Regions from separate parts of the Homo sapiens genome. Here region 1 is linked to region 2. Evidence: read pairs that join two places in POLR2A ChIA-PET (ENCODE). Cell type or tissue: B cell. All regions are shown on one strand. Links, peaks and the distances in the headings refer to the core of each region. The heading gives the core; the rest is flanking DNA.

Region 1 (9,227 bases), core at 1,659-6,658, 970 kb after region 2:
CACCCTGCCTTCCAGAGACAAGGTTCCCAACAACTGTGCTGAATGAATGGAGGAAAAATGAACCCAAACCAGGAATACAAATCCTTGTGTGTGAACATAAACCTACTTCCAAAATTCTTGAGGAATCCCTAACTCAAGTCCCCCAAGTCCTGTTTGGTTGTGCACAGAAAGAGATATTACAAGAGGAGCCGTGGGAACCTGAAAAAATGAATGGGGAGTGGCAGTCCCTTCTTATTAATGTGATCAAGACCAATAAATGTATATTGTAATTGTAAATTCTTTCTGGACTCCACATTTCTCCAAAACCTAAGGATGTCTCCAATTATCTCGAGAAAGAAACGTCATAAGATTCTCAAGACTAAAGTAATGTTAATTGATATTCATGCCATGGGAATGGAGAGCGTGCGCTTACTAAGCAGCATCTTGAGGGAAGGCACCATACAAAATCAAACAACCGTTCAGGAATAGTAAATAGCTTCTATTACTGTTGTTTAGGCCACTCAGTCTTGTTATGGCAGCCCTAGTACAAGAATACAATGTACAGCAGTATTAATCATTAGTTGCTGTTGTTGTTTTCAAACAAAAGAGAAGAATAACTTTCTTTTTTGTCGTTTTTTTTGTTTTGTTTTGAGACAGAGTCTCGCTCTGTTTGCCAGGCTGGAGTGCAGTGGCAGGATCTTGGCTCACTGCAACCTCTGCCTCCCTGATTCAAGCAATTCTCCTGCCTCAGCCTCCCAAGTAGCTGGGACTATAGGCGCCTGCCATCGCGCCCAGCTCGTTTTTGTATTTTTAGTAGAGACAGGGCTTCGCCATGTTGGCCAGGCTGGTCTCAAACTCCTGACCTCAGGTGATCCACCTGCCTCGGCCTCCCAAAGTGCTGGGATTACAGGCGTGAGCCACACGCCTGGCCAAGAAGAATAACTTTGAAGTTTAGATATACAATTCAAAATTAGAAAAAATGTTCATGTATGAACTAAAATTTACACTTATGAAACAAAAATATTATACCTCACTATTCACATCCTGTTTTCCTGTTTTAACCTTTAAACACAAAGGAAAACTCCAAGTTGTCAGATAGAACTGGGGTAAATGTTTTGCATAAAGGACCAGACAAGGGTATCCTTTATCTGAAATGTTTTGGACCGGAAGTGTTTTGGATTTTGAATTTTTGGGGATTTTTGGAATATTTGCAATCTATACTGGTTCACCATTCCTAATCTAAAAATCTAAAATTCAAAATGCTCCAATGAGCATTTCTTTTGAGCACCATGTCAGCACTTAAAAAGTTTTGAATTTTGGAGCACTTCAGATTTTGGATTTTCAAATTAGGGGTACTCAACCTGTAATAAATATTTTGGCTTTGCAGGCCATATGATCTCTTGTAAATACTCAATTTTGCTGTTGTAGCAATGTATGAACAAATGGGTATGGCTATGTTCTAATAAAACTTTATTATAGACACTAAATAATAATAATAATAGCTCCTATTGATTAAGTGCTTGCCATGTTCTGAGCAGAGCTAACTGCTTTAACATTTGGTTAAGTGCTGGGCCAAGAGCTCAGAATATGATTAGGAAAATGACACAACCTCTACCTCCTTACTTCCTGTACACTTTCTTGTGTAATCCTCATAACCAACCTATCACTAACCCTATTTTGTAGTTGAGGAGACTAAAGTTATGTAGCCACTCAACATCAGGCATCTAATAAGTGGCAAAAAAAAAAGGATTTGAACTCAGTGTGTCTGATTTTAGAACCTGTTTCCATAACCCCCACACTCTAGGGCTTGGAATTCTATTGACAGCAAAAGCATCTTCCAGTCTCACAGGACTGTGGGGCTGTGGTGCAGTCCTGAAAGGAGCATGCATGTGAGGAACACCACGCGAGAGGCCCATGAAAGGACAGGACAGCCTGGAGTCCCGGGGGAAGCTGCTCCCCAGCACCTGGCATTATGGCCGGTGTCATGGTCCCATGTTGGGTTTGCAAAGGACTCAGAGCCTTGAGCCAAGCGGCAGGAAGCAATTTCAGTCTTTGGCCCAGACCACCAGGCCTCGAAACCTTTCTATCTAATTAAACTTCCATTGCCTTTCATTTCTGCAGCCCTCCTTACAGGAATACTCTCTTTAAAATAAATAAATAAAAGATATGGGAACTGATGGAGTCAACTAAGAATTTCTCTAATTTCCACATCTAACTCCTATGAATAACTCACTTGGAAATGGGCGTGGTCTGTCTAGGCATGATTGTGTTTTGCATAAACTCTTATGCATGAAGTGGCTCTATTTGCAACTAGACAGGATCCAAATTTCAGAAACACTTTAACAACCGACTATAAAGTTTATTAAAAAATAAAAAATAGAAAAGTCATTTCACCTTTTGCCCGCAGTAAAACTCTGGGAATGGACTCTCCTGGCCTCAAAGCTTTCTTTTCTTCTCTGCAGAAGCTGCTGAAGACACCCTCCACAGGCTTAGCCTACCCAGGTTACGGCACCCTGCCTGCTGCACTCAGGGAACTCAAGGTGTTGCCTGTTCAACGTTTGAGCAGAACCAGAGTCATGGCTTACGCTAGCTGTGACTTTGTACCCCAGTTCTGGTCTCTGAGTCCCTGCCTGGGGTATCCATGCAGTACCCAGGCCTGCTGCTTCCTTGTGGGCTAACCTGGGGAGGCTGGCTGCCTGCCACCATCATGCTGCCATGCTCAGAACCTGCTCAGGCTCGTCTCTGGAAAGCTCCTTCACAGCCATTGCCCATCTCCTTTTTTTGTTTGTTTTTTTTCTTGAGACGGAATCTTGCTCTGTCCACCCAGGCTGGAGTGCAATGGCACAATCTTGGCTCACTGCAATCTCCACTTCCCGGATTCAAGCGATTCTCCTGCCTCAGCCTCCTGAGTAGCTGGGATTACAGGCACCTGCCACCACACCCAGCTAATTTTTGTATTTTTTAGTAAAGATGGGGTTTCACGATGTTGGTCAGGCTGGTCTCGAGCTCCTGACCTCAGGTGATCCACCTGCCTCGGCCTCCCAAAGTGCTGGGATTACAGGCGTGAGCCACTGTGCCCTGCTCCCTTTCTCCTTTTACTCAGCTTGTCCCAAACTTCAAGGTACAGAAGAATCACCTGGGGATCTTGTTAAACTGTGGGGTCTGGCTTGGTAGGCCTGGGATGGGGGCTTGAGAATCAGTGTTTCTAACAAAGCACCAGGGTAGGTTTGGGAAATAGTTCGAGTCTATGCAGCGTCAAGGATGATGGCCAAGCAGGTGAGGTAGCCACTGGCCACTACTATTTTTGCCTGCCCAGAACATGTGCTTTTTCCCTATTTTTTTAAGCCCAATAATGGGCACATAGCTCAGTTTGCACCAATCAGAGTCCTGCCCAGAAATGAGGTATGAATGGTGGTGGGAGTGGGGAAGAAGGGGTAAGTGGGAGCAGGCTCTCTTTTCCCTGGGGTTACTAACCTGGGAGGGTTGCTTGTAGCGCATGCAGGAAGTCCATTGTCAGTGATCAAGAATGAGTTGAACCTACAGAGAGAAGTGAAAAGGGTGGAGATGCAAGGACATCATTTGAGCTCCTGCATCCAGTCACACCTGAGGCCAGATGCTCCAGCCTTCCAGTTATACGAGCCCATAAATTTGCTTTTTCACTTAATTTAATTCTTGTCACTTGTAAATAAAAGAGCCCTGAGTTATATAGTGGGTAAGGCAAGTTGGGGTCAAAAAACAAGGTATAGAGTGATAATGGTTCACATGATGATTCTAAAAGTAATTCCTGGCCGGGTGCAGTGGCTCACGCCTGTAATCCCAGCACTTTGGGAGGCCGAGGTGGGCGGATCACTTAAAGTCAGGAGTTGGAGACCAGCCTGGGCGACATGGTAAAACCCTGTCTCTACTAAAAATACAAAAAAATTAGCCAGGCGTGTTGGCGGGCACCTGTAGTCACAGCTACTCAGGAGGCTGAGGCAGGAGAATGGCGTGAGCCCGGGAGGCAGAGCTTGCAGTAAGCCAAGATCATGCCACTGCACTCCAGCCTGGGGGACAGAGCAAGACTCCATCTCAAAACAAACAAAAAAGAACATGATTAAGTATGGAGTCCTAAGGGCCTGACCTCCAAGTGCCACAAAAAGCGAACTTGAGCTCCTTCATCAGGCGATGTTTGCTCATGCCTTTTCCTGATGATACTGAAAAAGTTCGCAGAAGCTCCACATGTCCAACTGCTTTTTCCTGGACGTTTAGTTATACAGGTAAAGCTGAAAGTAAACAGCAGATTTGGACTCAAAATCAGCTCCATAAATGGCCTCATTTCCAGGCACAGCCCTTGATGTCATCTCTGAAAGGTCGTCGTCCCAGCCCTGGAGGGATTTACTGAGGCCCCAGGATCTGAGCTCATGTCCAGATCTGTGAAAAGCAAAGGACATGCATGCAAAATAGATTGAGGCCGCATACGCCCAAGTCGCTGGGGAAGGGACAGGCATGTGGTGAGCAAAGAGGGAAGAGGAGGTTTCCTGCTTCTCTCTGTGACTTCCCTATTTCAGATAACAGCAGCCCCACCCTGCTGGGCACTCAGGTTCAAAATGTCAGAGCCTTGGGACTCTTCTTTCTCCTTTTCATATTCCTCTGCGCTGCATGCAGGAGAGTGATTCTATCCCAGGGCCAACTCTGACAGCCACCTCCTTCTCTCCATTCTCTCTGTTGCTGCTTTTTTCAGGCCTTCATTATTTCCCACCCGAACCACAGTGGCAATGGCCTTGTAGCTATTCTCCTCAAATATATTTTTCATACTTCACCAGGTCCAGTGAAATGTTTTGAGGACTTACTATTGACTCACTCAACCCTGGGGCAGATTGTATTTTCCAAAGATGCCACATATCCCATTTTACATGTTCTCACAATATGACTGACATTCTTGCCATCAAGAGGTGAAGTCCACGTTCCCTCCCCTTGAACTTGGAAGGGCTTGAGACCCAGCAGAAGTGATGCTATGTGACTTCTTCCAAGACTAGGACCTAAAAAGTGGTACTGTTTTTGCCTGGTTTTCTTGGGAAACTTGCCTTCAGGCCATCAGTTGCCATGTAAGTACGAAACCGCCATACTGTATGGAAGCCCAAGCCACATGGAGGTGCCATGTGTGGGTGTTCCTAGTGTGAGGTCCTAACTGACAGCTGGGAATGTGCATGAACGTATCTCTAAATGATTTCTTCCCCCAGTGGGCTGGTCACCGCCACCCGCCCTCCGCCCCCTGTCACTTTTCAGTTCTCCCAGTCGAGGCCATAGACATCATGGAGCTGTGCTTTCCTGACCTACAGAATCTGTCAGCATAATAAAATGGTTGTTTCTGTTTTCTCTGGGTGCAGTGACTCACACCCATAATTTCAGCACTTTAGGAGGCCAAGGCAGGAGGATCGCTTGGACTCAGGAGTTTGAGACCAGCCTGGGCAACATAGTGAGATCCCTGTCTCTGTAAAAAAGCCAAAAAAAAAAAAAATTAGCTGGGCATGGTGGTGCATGCTTGTAGTTCTAGCTACTCAGGAGGCTGAGGTAGGAGAATTGCTTGGGTCCAGGAGGTTGAGGCTACCACGAGCCAGTGAGCCACAATCACAACACTGCACTCCAGCCTCGGCAACAGACTGAGATCCTGTTTCTTAAAAAAAAAAAAAAAAAAAAAAAAAAAAGAAGATTATTTTAAGTTCCTAATTTTGGGGGAAATTTGTTACATAGCCAATAGCCAATAGATAACCGATATTTTATTTTAAAATGCCTTAATGTGTACACAAACCCTCTGTCAATCATCTGGTTACAAATAGCTCCTGCAGGGAGCTATTTACAAAAGAGGTGAGGTTTCCACAGCTATGAGACCCTGAAGAGAGGAGCTGATCCGAGGGTAAGCCAGGCATTTCTATGCATTTTTTTTGTCTTTACTATGTGCCAGGCACGTTACAGACCTTATCACATCCAAATCTTCAACATGATGGCTATGAGGTTAATTATCTTCCTTAATAGTTATAGAAATTGAAGCTCAGAGGGGAAACATAAATTTCCCCAAAGTGGCCAAACAGGAATCCAAACCTGGGGCCTGATGACGCCGGAGCCCTCGCAGCGCCTACCGCGCCTCTGGAAGAGCCGAACCCAAGAAAGAGAGCACAGAGGAGCACTCAGCATCACTTTGCTGCTCTTACCTTTCCCAGCACATGACTGAAATCACTCCTCTATTTGGAATGAAGGAAAAACAAAGCAGTCTGGTCTGGCTAGAGAAAGCCCCCGGCCACAATGTCGAACAAACCGGGAGTAATTTGTCTCTGTTCTTTTCCATGTGACTGCCGGAGGTTATCCTGGTTTTTATTAGTCCAAACTTCCCTTTTCAAAAAATAATTCCTTGAAATCTTCTGGGAAATTAACATGGCTCAATCTGGCTCTGGGCTGGCCACCACATGCTCACAGAATTAGGAGAACCTGAGATTTTAACCCTTCGTAGCCACACACACATACACACAAAACCACATGTGCCTCTATAGCTGTGTTGTTTAACAGGCTGTAAAGAGAATATTCACACTGGGTGAGCGGTTAGGTTCAGCTTTATCCTGGAAAAAATTTCATCTCTTAGATTTGTTCCAATCCAAGAGTTTTACACGGTGTGCAGATTGAGTTACACATCAGTGCACAGCACAGGAATCCTTTATTTAAGAAATATCAGGAACTAATTAATATACAAGGTTAGGTAATTTAAATAACAATTATTTTCAAATATTTTTTAAAGAAAATATATTAAGAATAAGTAATATAAAATTACAGAGCCGGGCAGGAGGGTTCACCTGGTGTAATCCCAGGGCTTTGGGAGGCTGAGGTGGGAGGATTACTTAAGACCAGGAGTTTCTGACCAGCTTGGGAAACATAGTAAGACCCAGTCTCCAAAATAATAAAATAAAATAACTACAATAGCAACTTTAAATTCCAATTCTATTCTGTACTATAGTCAATTACATAAAAAATGTTCTTCATTTTTCTCTTATAATTTTTTTTTTGAGATAAGGTCTCATTCTGTCACCCAGCCTAGAGTACAGTGGCACAGTCATAGCTCACTGCAACCTCAAACTCCTAGACTCAAGCAATCCTCCTGCTTCAGTCCCAGGTAGCTAGAATTACAGGTGTGCATCACCATGTCCAGCTAATTTTTAAATTTTTTGTAGAGATGGGGTCTCACTATGTTGCCCAGACTTGTCTTGAACTCCTGGCCTCAAGCAAACCTCCTGCCTCGCCCTCCCAAAGCGCTGGTATTACAGATGTGAGTCACTGTACCTGGCCCATTTTTCTTTACTTTTATTTTCTATCTAATTGGGAACTTTTGAGATTATTTACAGTGTCATAAGAATTATAAAAAGGTGGCCAGTTGCAGTGGCTCACGCCTGTAATCCCAGCACTTTGGGAGGCTGAGGTGGGCAGAACCCCTGAGCCAAGGAGTTCAAGGCCAGCCTTGGCAACCTGGCAAAACTCTGTTTCTACTAAAAGTACAAAACTTAGCCAGGTGTGGTGGTGCATGCCTGTACTCCCAGCTACTTAGGAGGCTGAGGCAGGAGAATCACTTGAACCTAGGAGGCAGAGGTTGCAGTGAGCCAAGATCGCACAACTGCATTCCAACCTGGGCAACAGAGTGAGATCCCGTGTCAAAAAAAAAAAGAATTATTATCGTTACTGGCCAAGTGTGGTGGCTTACACCTGTATTCCTAGCACTTTGGAAGGCTGAGGCGGCCGGATCACGAGGTCAGAAGATTGAGACCATCCTGGCTAACATGGTGAAACCCTGTCTCTACTAAAAATACAAAAACAAAATTAGCCGGGAGTGGTGGCGGGCACCCACAGTCCCAGCTACTTGGGAGGCTGAAGCGGGAGAATGGCGTGAACCCAGGAGGCGGAGCTTGCAGTGAGCCGAGATTGTGCCACTGCACTCCAGCCTGGGCGACAGAGCGAGACTCCATCTCAAAAAAAAAAAAAAAAAAGGTAACAAAATTTAGGCAGCTAATTTCTTGTTCTTTCAGTATTTCCACATATGTTTCTGGCAATTAAAACATCTTTTTCTGCCAGGGTCAGTGGCTCACATCTGTAATCCCAGCATTTTGGGAGGCTGAGGCAAGAGGGTCACTTTAGCCCAGGAGTTCAACACTAGCCTGGGCAATATAGGGAGATTCCATCTCTACAAAAATAAAAATAAATTAGCAGGGCATGGTGGCACATGCCTGTAGTTCCAGCTACTCAGGAGGCTGGGGCAGGAGGATCATTTGAGCCCAGGAGTTCAGGGGTGCAGTGAGCCCGTGATTGCACCACTGCACTCCAGCCTCTGTGTCAGAGCAAGACCTTGTCTCAAAAAAGAAAAAAAAAATTGTTTTTCTCTGGGAAGTTTGGTGGAGTGGAACAGGGGAGAGAACAAGCCCCCTATCCCTCCACGTCCTCTCCTCCAGCATCGTTCTTACAATGAAGGATGGTCTTTGCAGCTGATATCTTCTTATACTCCCCTGTTCCTTTCCTGGGCAGATGTCCTGGCGATACGGCCAAGGACATCCCTCTGGGAGCTGAGAGTGGAAGTGGGAGCCCTTTATTTTTGCCCAGCGCCGGCATCAAGGCTGTCCTCAGAACTACCTGAAACATAACAGTGCACAATTCACTGGAGGAGGAAGAGTGTGGAGAGCCTCAAAAAGAAGACAGGATCCTGGGGAAGCCAGTGCAGGGACGTCACGCTCTGTCTCACACGCCTTGACTGCAAAGACATAGCACTGATAGGTAAGAAACAAATCAAAAGCAAAATAACTGGGCTCAACATAATTACCTCTGTTATCAAAACAAAAAGTGGTGAAACTAGCATCCTATAGGAAGGGACAGCCTAAAATTTGCATCCTGCAGAGCAGGGGAATTACTAGTGCTCCATATGACAGGGGAAGTGGAATAATTTTCATTGCAGGCAGGGACTCGGATGGGTGATGAAAGAAATCGAAAAAGTAAGCTGCTGACACAATAGCATCTGGGGCTTCAGCTTTGTACGCTGTGGAAAGGAAGCGTTTGTGACAAAGAACCTAAATCAAATGTCGTGTCTGTGGATATGATAGCCCTAATGTTGCTAGGGTAGGTATGTTGGCTAATTTCATGTGTCAACTTGACTGGGCTAAGGGATGCCCAGGTAGCCGGTAACCCATCATTTCAAGGTCTGTCTGTGAGGGTATTTCTGGAAGAGATTAGCACAGGAGTCAGTA
Region 2 (9,227 bases), core at 1,759-6,758:
CAATATGATATTCCTCAGTGTATTTTTGGGGGGTATTTATCCTGCTTGGTGTTCGGTGAGCTTCCTAGATCTGTGGTTTGGTGCCTGTCATTAATTCAGGAAATTTTTCAGTCATTATTGACTGAAATGTTTCTTCTTTTCCTTTCTTTCCTTTTTTGTGTCCCTGTTTATTTATATATATATATATACATGTATATATATATATTTATTACACAATTTGTAATTGTACTGCAGTTCTTGTATAATTTTTCTGTCTTCAGTTTTTTTCCTTATTGCACTTCTTTTTTGGAAATTCTTATTGACAATTCTTAAAGTTTACTAATGCATTCCTCAGCTATATCCAGTCTACTGATGAGCCTTTCAAAGGCACTCTTCATGTCTGTTAATAGTTTTTTATTTTGAGCATTTTCTTTTCATAGAGTTTTCATCTCTCTGCTTATATTACCCCGCTGTTCTTGCATATAGTCTATTTTTTCTATTAGAGACCTTAACATAGTAATCATAATTATTTTATTTATTTATTTATTTTGAGACGGAGTCTCACTCTGTTGCCCAGGCTCAAGTGCAGTGGCGTGATCTTGGCTCACTGCAACCTCTGCCTCCTGGGTTCAAGTGATTCTCCTGCCTCAGCCTCCCGAGTGGCTGGGATAACAGGCATGCACCACCACCCCCGGCTAGTTTTTTTTGCATTTTTAGTAGAGATGGGGTTTCACTATGTTGGTCAGGCTGGTCTCGAACTCCTGACCTCAGGTGATCCTCCCACCTTGGCCTCCCAAAGTGCTGGGATTACAGGTGTGAGCCACCGTGCCTGGCCTTAATCATAATTATTTTAAATTCCTGGTCTGATAATTTTAACATCTTTGCCTTATCTCAGACTGTTTCTGATGCTTGTTAAATCTTTTCAAACTGTGTTTCAGTCTTTTAGCATGTCTTGTAATTGTTTGATGAATGCTGGACATGACATATTTGGTAAAAGGAACTGAGGTAAGTAGGCCTTTAGCATGAGCTTTTATGTTTATCTGGCTGGAAGCTAGGCTGTGTTTGCTGTCACCGTACATGTCAGAGGCTAAAATTTCCTTCAGTGTCCTGGTCTTGTCTCTTCTGTTGTCTATGGATTACCCTAGTGAGTTCTTCCTAAATATAGTCTGAGATATGCAGTTCTTTCTGTTGAATTTCTCTGTCAGTATACGGGAGCCATAGTGATGTGGTCGTTAGATGTGGGAGTAGAGGGAAGCGTTCAATAGTCCTATGACTAGATCTAAGTCTTTTAGTAAAGCCTTTGCCTTGGGCTGTGACGTTCACAAGTGCTTCTCAGTCTCCCCTGCCCTTTAAGTTAGACGAGATAGCTAGAGGAAGCCGGAGGCCCCCTCTCCCACACGGAATGCAAGAGGGGGCTGGAGCTGGATTTCTCTTTTTTTAGGCCGGTTAGGTGGCAGCAGCCCTCCAGTCAGTTAGGCTCTGGTAAAGTCGTTTCCCTTGAGGCAGGCCTGTTACAAGGAATGCAACATGCCAAGCATATTTCAAACTGGCTGCTTTTCTTCTTCCTTTAGGTTGCATAAGGGGATTTTTTTCTAGTTTTTACTGTGAAAACCTGGTAGTGTCCTGGAGATAAAATTGGGGAAGTGGGGCAGTCCTTCTATGACTGGGTCTTCCTGGAATTTTTTTTTTTTTGAGACGGAGTCTCGCTCTGTCACCCAGGCTGGAGTGCAGTGGCGTGATCTTGGCTCACTGAAACCTTGGCCTCCCAGGTTCAAGCCATTCTCCTACCTCAGCCTCCTGAGTAGCTGGGACTACAGGCGTGTGCCATCACACCTGGCTAATTTTTGTATTTTTAGTAGAGATGGGGTTTCACCGTATTGGCCAGGCTGGTCTTGAACCCCTGACCTCATGATCTGCCCACCTCAGCCTCAAAATGCTGGGATTACAGGCGTGAGCCACCGCGCCCGGTCTGGAATTTTTAACTCTCAAACTTGCTGACACTGAGCTTCCAGCAAGTCATCAATTATGATTTAGATTTTCTACCTCCTACAGAGGTTTCTGATTTCCTCCTGTAAATTCTGTGTCTCAGCGTCCACCCATCTCTTCAGTTTTGGGGCAGCAGTTTTCCCTATGACTTCATTTCTCTGATGGATCTAAGAAGAGTTGTTGATTTTCAGTTTGTTCAACATTTTTCCTGTTGGGAAGATGGGAGTGAGGTGTTCCAAGCTCATTACATTCCAGACTGAAAATTCAAAGTCCACAATATTTTTTAAATTACAGCTTTTTATTATAGCTTTGGGTTTTTAAAAAATAATAATTGAGAGGAATTTTCACATGTTGTACAATAGCTTTTGATTGCACTAGTAGTGAATATTAGGTTAAGTATTATATGATTGATATGTTGATATTATTGAAACGTTTTTCCAGAGACTGAGGTGCCACTCAATAGCTATTCTAATGATTGTTGACCTGTAATTTCTTATGTTACATCCTGTAATTTTAATTGTTATTGATTTGTAATTCTTTATATTACACCCTGTGAGGCCAAGGAAATACTCTTTCACAATTCTCCATGAAATGTTTTACTACAATTCTCTCTTATTTGGCTACCATTTCATAGATAATCATCACTCCCGTCTATGCCTTTCTATCTCAGAGCCTCCCTCTATTTAATCTTCCATCAGTTTTTAACAAGTTGATGGTATTTGATCATGAGTAATAATATATCTTATTTTTCAGAATCTACTCCATTCTTTAAAATCTCTTGGATAACCCTTTTAATTAAGGCTTTTCTTTGAGCCTCGATTCCTTGGAGAAAAGGAAATTGTCAGAAACGACACACTTCTGTGATATGCCACCAGCAGGCCCATTACTATATACCCCAGCCTTCTCTTTGTTATCTAGCTAATGTTAGGCTGCCTTGTTTGTCTAAACATATAATTATATTTCAGGAAAAGGAGAACATAAGTCTTCCGTACTTTATATCATGCTGTGCCCTCTAATAATCAACAAATAAAAACACTGCTTAATAATGCTTAATGTGTTTGGTTTTGTTTATTATAGGAGGAACTCTCTGGAATGAAAAATAAAATACAAGTAGTTGTGCTTGAAAACGAAGGGCTCCAGCAACAGCTAAAATCTCAAAGACAAGAGGAGACACTGAGGGAACAAACACTTCTGGATGCATCCGTGAGCATTATTTTAAATCATAAATTTTATTTTAGTGTGAATATTCCCTTCTGCCCTCTCTCCTCGCCTTCTTCGCTGCTTAGATTTTCTCCCTGAAGTGTGGCCAAAGTACTATGTTGGTATTTGTTTGAGACCTCAAATATCAAACTTCACTGTGGTGGAATGAATCCTCAGATGAAACGATCTTGTGATATTTTGCTACAGTTTCCTCTCTGAGCATACCGTTTCTGCCTTACCATATGGAAAGAGCCGGTCTGAAAGCAGGAAGTGTGTTATACAGGAAGGACTTTGCTAAGTCTAGAAACCGTTCAGAACTTTAACTTAGATTTCTGTTGGATTTCTCTAAATTTTCCTTGAGGTCTGAAATCTAATAAGTCTAATTAGCTGCATGATGTAGCAGAAAAAATGTTGGCCTTAGGATCCAAGAATCAAAATGTTAGTCTTCCCATTTCCCTAAGAAGGCTGGTGTTTAGCAAGTAATTTTAGAAGGTTTTACATAGCTTAATCACGTATGTCCTTTATTTCTTTATTGGTAATTTGAGAAGATTAACCTATACCAGGAGTTTTCAGTGCAAATTCCTGGACTCCATCCCCTGTGAGTCTGATTCACTTGGTCTGGTTGGCTTCTAGGAATCTAAACTTTCATCAAGTTGCCTAAGTGATTCTAATGTCAGTGGCCCAGAGTTTGAAGAACGTTGGGTCAGATTATCTCTATAATTCTGTGACAGAGAATTATTGTGGTGACATTTAAATAGTGCTTAAATCTTATGACTTATCAGAGTACTTTTGTCTTAAACTTTTTGTAACTGTTTTGCTATAAGATATAGTCACAGCTTGTTCTGCTTTTTGGGACAAATTCAACTTTCCATGTGGAAGTTTTCATACTTGCCTATTCCAGCTTCACTTTGCAGTTTACTTTGGTGGTTTTGACTTTGTCGTCATTAGTAAATCAGCTGTTAAGAAAACATGAAAGTCTTGATGTTTCATTGGGATATCCTCTAATTTTCGTTTTTGAAGTTTTTTTTTTTTTTAACTTGAATTGATAGTTGGTTTATAATCCTGGAGTTGTATATGTTAGGGTTTGCTATTGAGAAGTATAGGAGTGTATTAACTCTGATAAATGAAGTGGGCTAATTAGTATTTCAGTTTAATTTTCTGCAATTGCATTTAAGTTTGTGATCAGTTCTTTTCTCCTCACTGTATAACTTTTTCCTGAAGATTTGTATAATTATTAGTGGTAAAAACTCCATCTTAGTTGCTTATGATTTTAATGTCAATTTGAGGAAGATATCACCATATAGAAAATACTTAGAAGTAGCTTATTTTAAAAATATTCATTTGCTTTTCTTCCAAACACGTGGTCACTTAGCAAGCAGTGATTCAATTATTCATAGTCCTCAGTATTTATGTAATGCCAAAGAAGTGGAAGAAGGGGAAGTGAAGTGAGAAAGGAAATTAGGCAGACAAGTGAATCAGAGGGCAAGAGAAATGAGTAATGCAAAAGGGGAAGGAAATGATGGTCAGAGCACACATGCCTTGCAGCATGAGCAAAGAAAATGTGCTAAACAAAACTACAGTCAGAATCATAGAAAGGATAAGGTTTTAGAGAGGTTTTGTTGTTTTTTAAACATTCATGTGAGCTAAATATAATGCAGGTATTGAAATGATTACTGCAGATATGCCAGATGACCTTGATATCTATTTTAATGTTAATCTTCTGTTATTTGTTGTTGTTGAATTGTTACCCCCACGTTTTACCTGTGTAAGTGAATTGAAATATTTCAAGGCCAGATACAGTGTCTTACGCATGTAATTTCAGCAGTTTGGAAGGATGATCACACGAACGGATGGATCACTTGAGCCCAAGAGTTCCAGACAAGCCTGGGCAACATAGTGAGACCCCATCTCTCTAAAAATAAAAAAAAAATTAGCCGAGCATGCTGATGTACACCTGTGGTCCCAACTACTTTGGAGACTGAGGTCAGAGGATCCCAGGAGGTCAAGGCTGCAGTAAGCCCTGATCACGCCACTGCACTCCAGCCTGGGCAACAGAGTGAGACCTTGCCTCAATAAAAACAAGACAAACAAAAAACCAGACATTTCAATAATACATGCATGGTGCTGTGTTACAAGTTGTAACATGAATAAAAATGTTTAGGATATCTTAAATATAAAAAATCAAGAAATATCTTCTTTTGGGGGGAAGGGGTTTTTGTAATGAGTCAATTAAAATGTTGGTGCTAAATCTTCCCTTGCTATATTGAAGTTTGCTGATTTCAATATAGATTTTCAGTGTTTCATAATGCCTTTTAAGAAAGATAATTGAGGTGGCCAGGCGCAGTGGCTCACGCCTGTAATCCCAACACTTTGGGAGACCAAGGTGGGTGGATCACGAGGTCAGGAAATAGAGACCATCCTGGCTAACATGGTGAAACCCAACTCTACTAAAAATACAAAAAATTAGCCGGGCGTGGTGGTGGGCACCTGTAGTCCCAGCTACTTGGGAGGCTGAGGCAGGAGAATGGTGTGAACCCAGGAGGCAGAGCTTGCAGTGAGCTGAGACTGCGCCACTGCACTCTGGCCTGGGCGACAGAGCAAGACTCCATCTCAAAAAAAAAAAAAAAAGATAATTGAAACATTTATATGGTGTATTAGGTTCTCTCAAAGGACAGAACTAATATGATATAATATATATATATGAAGGGGGTTTATTAAGTAGTATTAACTTATTAACTGACACAATCACAAGGTCCCACAACAGGCCATCTGCAAGCTGAGGAGCAAGGAAGCCAGTCTGAGTCCCAAAGCTGAAGAACCCGCTGTCTGAGGTACAAGAACAGGAAGCATCTAGCACAGGAGAAAGATGTAGGCTGGGAGGCTAAGCCAGTCTAACCTTTTCATGTTTTTCTGCCTGCTTTATATTCGCTGGCAGCTGATTAGATGGTGCCCACCCAGATTAAGGGTGGGTCTGCCTTCCCCAGCCCACTGACTCAAATGTTAATCTCTTTTAGCAACATCCTCACAGACACACCCAGGATCAATCCTTTGCATCCTTCAATCCAGTTAAGTTGACACTCAGTATTAACCATCTCATATAGTAATAACTAACATTTATTGATGACTACATGGTTATAATGTGCGAGGCACTGTGTCAAACTATTTACGTTATATTACTTCAGATTTGCAGTACCCACACAAGGCAGGTGTTATTATCTCTGTTTTCAGAGGAGTAAATTAAGGTACACAGCTGTTAAGTAACCTAAGTAATTGGCCTAATGTCACAGAGCTAGATAATGGCAAAGCAAGGATTCAAACCCAGGACTATCTAATTCTCTAAATACACCCCGTAGAACCTTAAATTATACCGCCTTTCTGCATAAGTTAGGAAGAGCTTGTCGACATTGAACCAAACCATCTTTGTTTGCAGAGGATAGAAGTTTTCCCTGGCAGAAAAGAGAAGAATCTCCTTTTTATTGTCTCCTGCTTGTAGCCCTGGACTTTGATGGTAGCCTGTAAGACTTTCAACTTTTGGTCTAGTTTATGACCTAGAAGTTAAAGAAGCAAGCCATTCAAAGTATATTTCATTCCTGTCCTGATTTTTCATCACTTTGCCTTCTCATAAAATATTTCCTCATGGAAAGCTTTTCTCTAGAGTTCACAAAATCAAAATAATACGAAAACATGTTATTTATTCAACATTTTGTCATGTGTCCTTCTTTAAAGATCCAGGAGTTTTTTCTTAAGGAGAAAATTTCTCGGCCAATATTTTTCACGTTTGTTTTCATCCCCTGTCTTACCACCGCTCCCGCCCCCCGATCCCCTGCCACCCAATTAAGAAATCAAAGGTTTTGAATGATCTTCAAGGATTTAACATACTTAGGTTTTTAAAAACATCTTGGTTAAGTAGCATTCAAGTTTTTTAAAACTATCTGTGAAAGAACAAAATGTCCGTTAGACTAGCAATTCTTTCCAAAGAATGATAATATTTTATATCATAAGTTAGTGATCTGTGGTCTACATGCTCCCTCCAATTTCTCCATAGAAAATTAGTACCACCCTCCTTCATTGATCTCAAAAACAACTTTAAATGCAATCATATCTTAGGGGATTTGACTCTACCGAGAGAATCAAGTGCAGACTCATTCCATGGTGTGGTATACTCTCAAGTCCCTTACTTGATTCTTTAGCTTCATCTTCTGACATTCATCACCTTATGTTTTGACGTCTAGTAATGCTGAATTTTCTGAGACCCCCCTGCAGGCACCATGCTATTCCATACCTCTGTGATGTTTATCATGAGGTTCTCTCTTCTTCGAATGCCCTTTCCATCTAGCTTACCCTTACTTATCCTTCAAGATACCACACCAGTGTCAATTTTTTTCTGGAAAACCTTCCTTGGATTTCTGGGTGCCCTTAGTATCCCTCCTGTGTTTTGGCAGAGGCCCCTGTGCACACCTTTGGCCTAGCACTCACATTATTAAATTGAAATTACCTGCCTAGGTGTGTGTCTCCCTTATTAGACTGTAAACTCCTTGGAGCTAAGATTGATCTTGCTCATTTTTGTCCTCCAAGCTCTTAGCACAGTGTCTGAACACCATAGGTGTTACACAAATGTTTGCACTAAACTGAACTTCCAGAAGAATATAAAATAGACTGTCAGAGTACTACTTTAGGTGAATGTAGTTTACCACGTTCGAGCATGATGCGACACTGCAGTATGGGTCAGTGTCTGGGGACCTGTCCTGTCTTGTGACTACTACCATATCCTTTGGCCCTTAGCAAGTGCTCAATAATTATTTGTTGAATTAAATTAATATACGTATTTTAATCCTTCTTGTACACATAAATTCCCCAGATCATTGGGCTGCTTACTACATTGAATGTTGAGAGGGTGACAGAGGTTGCAACTAACAATGGGTACACTAAATTCAACTCAGGCATGTTTGGTTTGTTTGATAAATTTTGAGCCAGTGTTTAATAGTGTTTCACATGAAGGACCAGATATCTGGTAATATGAATTTTCACTGCCACATGGCAGTGATTGACTGGAATTGAGTAGTGGCTGCTTCCTTTGGATGGTACACATTTCTGTGGTTTGTCACAGAGCCTACTCTTCTTCCTTTTTGAATCCCTGGCATGCAGGCTGCATGTCAACTCTGTTTATCACCATACATGCACTGTTTCTTTTTACTGAAGATAAATATTTTTCTGGAAAGGCAGAAGATCGTAATAATAAAGGACTTTAAAGGAAAAAACTGTTCCTTTTTCTCATAATGCTTCTGACACCAAATGTTTGGGTTTGTTTTCTCCTACACCTGGCCATTCTCTGTTTCTCTGTAGATACCAACTAGGTGTCCAGTGATTCAATTCAATTCTGACACTCACTACACAGTATCAGACCCACAGGTTAAGGGCTCAGTACCACATGACTGCCTGCTACTTTAGATACCAACTGCAAATAGTAGGTCTCTTGGTTATCCACAATTCTGTCTGATTTGTCTGTAAATTGGGGATTCCTACAATCCCTTCCTAATGTGTGATAATTTGCTATAATGGCTCACAAAATTCAGGGAAACACTTTGCTTGCTATTACTGGTTTATTATTATATAAAGGATATAAATGAACAGCCAACTGAAAAGGCACGTAGGGCAGGGTCCAGGCTGGTCCCAAGTAGAAGAGCTTCTGTCTGTGGAGTTTGGGTACACCACCCTCTTGGCATGTGGATGCATTCGCCAACCCAGAAATTCTCTGAACTTCATCATATAGGATTTTTATGGAGGTTTTATTACATAGGCATGATTGGTTAAATCAATGGCTGTTGGCGATTAAGTCAATCTCCAGTCCTTTCCCCCCTTGAGGTGGGGGAGTGGGGCTGTAAGTTCTAGTCTTCTAATCATGGACTGCAGCCACCAGTCATCTTATTAGCATACGAAAGGATACTCTTATCACCATGGAGATCCTAAGGGTCTTAGAAGCACTTGTGTCAGAAACCCGGGACTAAGACCAAATATTTTAACGAAAGATGCTCCTATCACCCATGTCACTCAGGAAATTACAG

Evidence for each region. ChIA-PET counts read pairs that join two places held together with the same protein. Peaks named below come from ENCODE experiments on the same cell type or tissue, not always from the same donor. Only the 100,000 strongest peaks of a DNase experiment are listed, where the experiment ranks them.
Region 1: POLR2A ChIA-PET joins it to region 2 with 5 read pairs; 1 of 35 experiments calls an interaction of 5 or more read pairs at or near these places.

Annotation. Positions count from the first base shown.
Region 1 is chr1:244,250,198-244,259,424 of GRCh38, forward strand. It overlaps LOC105373262 (a long non-coding RNA gene), which reads right to left. Exons shown (of 3, transcript XR_949343.3): 2 at 3,454-3,516. Among named protein-coding and RNA genes, the nearest start is that of SPMIP3, 98 kb to the right of the region's middle. In B cell, for the core only: no CTCF peak of the experiment used is centred there; a DNase peak (open chromatin) is centred at 4,474; H3K4me3 peaks cover 1,290 bases; H3K27ac peaks cover 2,040 bases.
Region 2 is chr1:243,283,230-243,292,456 of GRCh38, forward strand. SDCCAG8 (SHH signaling and ciliogenesis regulator SDCCAG8) reads left to right here. Exons shown (of 18, transcript NM_006642.5): 5 at 3,043-3,168. Among named protein-coding and RNA genes, the nearest start is that of SDCCAG8, 32 kb to the left of the region's middle. RefSeq lists an enhancer at 1,592-2,328. In B cell, for the core only: no CTCF peak of the experiment used is centred there; a DNase peak (open chromatin) is centred at 4,662; H3K27ac peaks cover 3,785 bases.